Linked DNA regions of Homo sapiens: region 1 is linked to region 2. A link is a contact called in ENCODE Hi-C or POLR2A ChIA-PET data. All regions are on one chromosome and are shown on one strand. Each heading gives the region's core, a stretch centred on a gene start or an enhancer-like site at or near the end of the contact. The rest is flanking DNA. Distances are from core to core; before and after follow the strand shown. Region 1 holds the start of SLC2A1 (solute carrier family 2 member 1). Region 2 holds the start of PPCS (phosphopantothenoylcysteine synthetase).

Region 1 (2,910 bases), core at 346-2,845, 500 kb before region 2:
GTTTCCGACAGACAGTAAGCCCACCATGACTCCCTCCATCGGGAAAGGGACCCTCAAGACTTTGATCAGACCTTTGGACTGGGGGTCCTTCCCTTCACTGTGTCTCAAGTAAGGCACTGGTCTAGAGGAAATAAGGTGAAGTCAGATGATAGCAATACCACTACCAGTGCAGTGGCACATGCCTGCACTCCCAGCTACTACGGAGGCTAAGGTGGGAGGATCACTTGAGCCCAGGAGTTTGAGACCAGCATTTATTTATTTACTAACAGACTAAATAAATAAACCAACAATACCACCAACCAGTAAATGAGAACTTCCATGCTAAACACTTCATGAGCTTATCTGGAAATTGCACCTCTCCTGATAGCAATGAGATTGGTGTGGGAATTCCATTTACTCATAAGAAGACAGCCTCGGCCGGGCTCAGTGGCTCACGCCTGTAATCCCAGTACTTTGGGAGGCGAGGTGGGTGGATCACGAGGTCAAGAGTTCAAGACCAGCCTGGCCAAAATGGTGAAACCCCGTCTCTACTAAAAATAAAAATAATTAGCCAGGGGTGATAGCGGGCGCCTGTAATCCCAGCTACTCGGGAGGCTGAGGCAGAGAACTGCTTGAATCCGGGAGGCGGAGGTTACAGTGAGCCGAGATCGTGCCGCTGCACTCCAGCCTGGGCGACAGAGCGAGACTCTGTCTGAGAAAAAAAAAAATTAAAGAAAAAAACGAAAACAGCCTCACTGGCCAGGAACTCGCCCAGGATCGCGGCCGGGCCAGTATACAGTTGAGCTGGTTCAAACCCGAGGTCTATCATGTCCTTAATGTCCTATCATGTCAGTCAGTTAGCCTGCCTTTCATATTTTCCACACTTACAGGTCACCATAGACTCACCTGAACTGTGAGAAGTAGAGGAAGGCGTCCCAGAGGAGGTGATTTTAAAGCCCAGGTTTGAGATGGGTATGCATTTCCAGGCAAGAGAGCCCGGCCGGTGCAAAAGCAAGGCTTGGCTCACAAACGGGAATGTGGGGGGTGGAGACAGGGAAGGGAGAAGTCAATCCCTGGGCAAGACCTCCTGGAGTCTCTCTAACAAATAAATACTACTTTCCATGCAGTAGACGCTGTTCTAAACACTTTACAAATATTAACTCACTTGGTCTTTCTACAACCCTACGAGGTGGTACTGTTACTATCCCTAGTGCACCGAAGTCACCCAGCGGCCGAGTGAGAACTCCAGTCCAGCTTTCCACCCGCTACTCCGCGCATCCCAGCTTGCCTTACAGCCGGGTACCGGCTCCACCATTTTGCTAGAGAAGGCCGCGGAGGCTCAGAGAGGTGCGCACACTTGCCCTGAGTCACACAGCGAATGCCCTCCGCGGTCCCAACGCAGAGAGAACGAGCCGATCGGCAGCCTGAGCGAGGCAGTGGTTAGGGGGGGCCCCGGCCCCGGCCACTCCCCTCACCCCCTCCCCGCAGAGCGCCGCCCAGGACAGGCTGGGCCCCAGGCCCCGCCCCGAGGTCCTGCCCACACACCCCTGACACACCGGCGTCGCCAGCCAATGGCCGGGGTCCTATAAACGCTACGGTCCGCGCGCTCTCTGGCAAGAGGCAAGAGGTAGCAACAGCGAGCGTGCCGGTCGCTAGTCGCGGGTCCCCGAGTGAGCACGCCAGGGAGCAGGAGACCAAACGACGGGGGTCGGAGTCAGAGTCGCAGTGGGAGTCCCCGGACCGGAGCACGAGCCTGAGCGGGAGAGCGCCGCTCGCACGCCCGTCGCCACCCGCGTACCCGGCGCAGCCAGAGCCACCAGCGCAGCGCTGCCATGGAGCCCAGCAGCAAGGTGAGTCGCGCGCCCGCGGGCCCTCCCGCCAGGAACAAAGGCGCAGACTCCTGCCCGCCTTACGCCGGCCAGGGCCTCCCCCGCCGCCCCGCTGCGCTGTGCGCCCGGGGCGGGCCGCGCGCCTCTCCGAGCCTGGCTCGGTGCGGGTCCCGAGCGCAGCGCCCCGCCGGGCCGCTGGCCGCAGTGGGGATGGGCTTCGGATCTAGCGGGCCGGAGGGCGCCGCGTGCGTAGTTGGCGCCGGCACTGAGCACATGGCCTCCTTCCGGGGGCGCCGCGCCGTCCACGCGGCCCTGCTGGGGCTGGGGACACAGGGCCCGGGAGCGGCACGTCGCACACGACCTCGGCAGCAGCAGCCCAGCCTCGGCCCCTCCCGGTGCGGGGGAGGGGGCCCGAGCGCGGCGCCCATTGGCTGAGCGGGCCGAGCCCCCGGCCCGGCCCCGGCCCCGGCGCGCGGAGGAGTCAGGAGCCGCCCCCGCTCTCCGTCTGCTCCCCTAGCCCGGACGCCCCTGTAGGTGGGCGGCCTGGTGCGAGGTGTCCCACCGGCCTCCCCTACTCCTCCCGCCAGTCCCCCGCGGTGACGAGGCCGAGGCCGAGGGGAGGGCACTTTTCTCCAGGCCCGGGCTCGAACGCGGGGGTTGAGATGAACCTCCGGTCTCGGAGGCTCTCCTTTGCGAGGAGTGCAGGCCCCAAAGCTTTGGCCCAGTCTCGCGGAGATGTGTTCCGCGGAGGCAGGTTTACCCTCGGGGCCAGGCGGGGAGCGCAACCGGAGGGGCGGGGGATCTGGGGGCCAGGAAAGAGCCCCAGGCTGAAGTCTAGCGGGAAGCGCGCACGCCACGGGGTTGGGGAATGAGGGATGGGGACTCTGGGGACCAACAACTCCCTAGATAGGATTTCTTTTTTTCTGTGTAAGTGGGCTTGTCCTGCAGGGCATCTTTGTAGCGTCCGCAGAGCGATTTCTTTTCAACAAATTGTTTGTGGAGCCCCTCCTGTGTGTAGGGCATTGTTTCTTTCCACCTCCTTTCCTCCCCCTAGTCTACAATATTTTCAAGTCCCCTTTTTCTTTTGAAACGGTCCCTCTTT
Region 2 (3,022 bases), core at 405-2,904:
CTACTTATGTGTCCCTTAGCTCCACAAGAAAAAGTCCAAGCTCCTTAAAAAAGGAAAATAAAGTCTTCTACAAAGCAAGCCATCTCTTCAGTCAGCTCTCCAGCCTTACCAAAGCACTTCGGTTCACAGCCCACTGCCCACTTTCAAATTCCTACTGCCATACTCCACCTGGAATGACCTTTCCCACTTCGTACACCCTCTGCTCATTTTGTTTTGATTTTTGGTGTTTTTTTTTTTTTTTGCGACGGAGTATCGCTCTCGTCGCCCGGGCTGGAGTGCAATGGCGAGATCTCAGCTCACTGCAACCTCCGCCTCCTGGTTTCAAGCGATTCTTCTGCCTCAGCCTCCCGAGTAGCTGGGATTACAGGCGCCTGCCACCACGCCCGGCTAATTTTTGTATTTTTTTAGTAGAGACGGGGTTTCACCATGTTGGCCAGGCTGGTCTCGAACTCCTGACCTCAGGCGATCTGCCCTCCTTGGCCTCCCAAAGTGCTGGGATTACAGGCGTGAGCCACCGCGCTCGGTTCTGCTCATCTTTTAAAACCCAGTTCAATTCATCTCCTCCAAGAAGCTTCATCGACTCCCCCAGGATTCACTCGCCCCATGATCTGACTGCACTTTGTACATACCTCCACTAGAGCATTTATCACTCTGTATTGTAATTATGTCTGTGTCCAGCTCCCTCACTAGATTGTGAGGTCCATGAGGGAGGGCGGTGTCTTATTCATCTCTGTATCCCCTGTGCCTAGCGAATACAGATGCAGAAAGGCCATCTCCAGATCAAGAGGAAATTAACCCAAGATTGGTTATATGGGATTAGATCTCTGGAAGAGAAGCGCCCATCACCTGCAGTGGGCCCCCAGATGACTGGATCTTGTGTTCAGGCATTTCAGAGACAGGAACATAGAAATCTGACACAGCCGCAGCCAGGTAAAACATCGCAGAAGGGCCTGCAAAGAGAAACACAAGGTGTTAACAAATCGGCGAGGTACGATATAGGATCAGCTCCTTCTCAACTCGGGTTCCCCAGCTGAGATCCGTGGGTAAGCAGGAGGTAAGGGGATAAGTGGCTGGAAAGAAAGGCTGTGCTTCCAGGCAAAAGGGGTACTCCTAGGGCACGCACCTAGCGGATTGAGTGCCTGGGCCGCAGCCTGCAACAGATGCAAATAGTCCGCCAAAGTGGTGAACTCTACTGCCAGGAAGGTGCCTGCAGCCGCAGCCTCCTGGTAGCTCCTCAGAGCCTCAGCAAAACCCGGAAGTGCATTCTCCTCGGCCTCCAGGCTCAGCAAGCCCGAAAGGGCTGGGCCCGAAGGCCGCAGAGCGGACAGCCAAGTCTGGGGTGGGAAGCGGTGGGCATAGGGGAAGGCAGAGCGAGCGCGATACAAGAACAGGACCCCGTAGCCGGCGGCTAGGAAGGCCTCGGCCGAGGTTGCACCGCGCCGCCCGCTGCTGAAGTTGTCCAGGAAGCGCACCGGCCGCGCTTCCAGTGGGACCTTGGTGCCGCCTGACGTAACCAACACCACCCGCCGGCCCTGCGCGCCCAGCCTGGCCGCGAAGCGAGCCATAACCTCAGCCCAGCGCGCAGCACCGGGAGGCTGGGGGAACTCGGCTACCGGATCCATTTCCGCCATCTGCAGCGCAGCGGCCGGCGCCTGCGCACGTTTCGCGGCCGCCGCGCCACGCCCCTTCTCGCCTACCTGGTGTACGCGCCGCGCCGTACTGAGTGGGCGGTTCACTACCCTTCTTTTGACACTAGGTCCCGATCTCGCCAAGTCTGGAAATGCGTAGTTGTTCTGCCCCAGAGCCCAGCGAAAGTGACACTGCAACGAGGGGGATCCCCGGCTGGGTGGGCATCTGGTAGGGTCACGTTCCCTCACGTTCGTTTCCTAGCCTGGGTGAAGAACTGGCCATGTTTGACCCTTACCGGCCACTGTACGGGCCTTTCTGGACTTGGACTCCTTGGGAGTCGTTTCTCGGCCATTTGACCCGTGGGACTTGTGGGTTTTGTGCTGCTTTTTCTTTCTTTCTTCCCCTTTTCCAACTTCAGCAATACACCCAGATGTTAGTCGAGTCACGTCCCGCCGCCCTCTGCCCTTGAAATGCTGGCAAGTACGCAGCCCCGCGATCGTCACGTGACGCCGGGGTTCAGCGTATCCTTGCTGGGCAACCGTCTTAGAGACCAGCACTGCTGGCTGCACCATGAATGTGATCTACCCACTGGCAGTCCCCAAGGGGCGCAGACTCTGCTGTGAGGTGTGCGAAGCCCCAGCCGAGCGGGTGTGCGCGGCCTGCACAGTCACTTATTACTGGTAGGCCCTGAAACGTGGCACCTGGGCGCTATAACTCCCTCCCTCTCTCCCTTTCCCGGGTCTGGCTTGGGTACCTTGCGTTAGCCGTTGCCCCTGACTCTGCAAGGGACACCTCAAAACGGCTTTAAGACAGGCCCCTAAGACTCCCGTGGCCTCGTCTGTCTCATCTCCCACTTATTCGTCACTCATGTTTTCTGAAGGCGTACTCTGTGTTATGCACTATTTTAGGTGCTAAAGTTACTGGGGCAGCTCGGTAGATCAGTTCCTTCAAAGATCTAACATTCCAATGTGGGAGACAAATCAGTAAAGAAACAGGCCGGGCGCGGTGGCTCACGCCTGTAATCCCAGCACTTCGGGAGGCCGAGGCGGGCGGATCGCCTGAGGTCAGGAGTTCGAGACCAGCCTGGCCAACATGGTGAAACCCTGTCTCTACTAAAAAATACAAAAATTAGGCGGGAGTGGTGCTGGGCGCCTGTAATCCCAGCTACTCGGGAGGCTGAAGCAGAAGAATCGCTTGAACCCGGGAGGCGGAGCTCGCAGTGAGCGGAGATCGCGCCACTGCACTCCAGCTTGGGCAACGAGAGTGAGACGATAGTGAATGGGGCAGTATGTGGAAAGCTTTCCCTGTGGAAGAAACATTTGAGCTGCATTTTGAGAGGGCAGTCAGAACCTGCTGTGTACAGGAGTAGTGAAGAAGGGTAGGGCATTCCCGG

What was found. A loop is a pair of places that touch in the nucleus more often than their neighbours do. ChIA-PET counts read pairs that join two places held with the same protein, here RNA polymerase II (POLR2A). Pooled maps may share reads with other maps.
Region 1: a loop to region 2 is called in a map of CD8-positive, alpha-beta T cell, with 22 times the contacts of the local background. The contact joins the promoter of SLC2A1 here to the promoter of PPCS in region 2. A Hi-C loop is called at or near these places in 5 of 168 maps with a recorded cell type or tissue (CD8-positive, alpha-beta T cell, ascending aorta, naive thymus-derived CD4-positive, alpha-beta T cell and 1 more), 8 of 37 single-sample maps with no recorded cell type and 13 of 50 pooled maps. POLR2A ChIA-PET finds 5 or more read pairs at or near these places in 1 of 52 experiments (HEK293).

The regions. Positions count from the first base shown.
Region 1 is chr1:42,957,553-42,960,462 of GRCh38, reverse strand. It overlaps SLC2A1 (solute carrier family 2 member 1), which reads left to right and starts at 1,595. Exons shown (of 10, transcript NM_006516.4): 1 at 1,595-1,829. The coding sequence starts at 1,812. SLC2A1-DT (SLC2A1 divergent transcript) reads right to left here and starts at 1,414. Exons shown (of 4, transcript NR_033967.1): 1 at 886-1,414. RefSeq lists silencers at 1,239-1,422, 1,295-1,704, 1,835-2,474.
Region 2 is chr1:42,455,175-42,458,196 of GRCh38, reverse strand. PPCS (phosphopantothenoylcysteine synthetase) reads right to left here and starts at 1,654. Exons shown (of 3, transcript NM_024664.4): 1 at 1,124-1,654; 2 at 847-950. The coding sequence starts at 1,631. It overlaps ZMYND12 (zinc finger MYND-type containing 12), which reads left to right and starts at 2,175. Exons shown (of 8, transcript NM_032257.5): 1 at 2,175-2,309. The coding sequence starts at 2,200. It also overlaps a transcript of CCDC30 not described here. RefSeq lists enhancers at 1,304-1,423, 1,514-1,583, 1,824-2,053.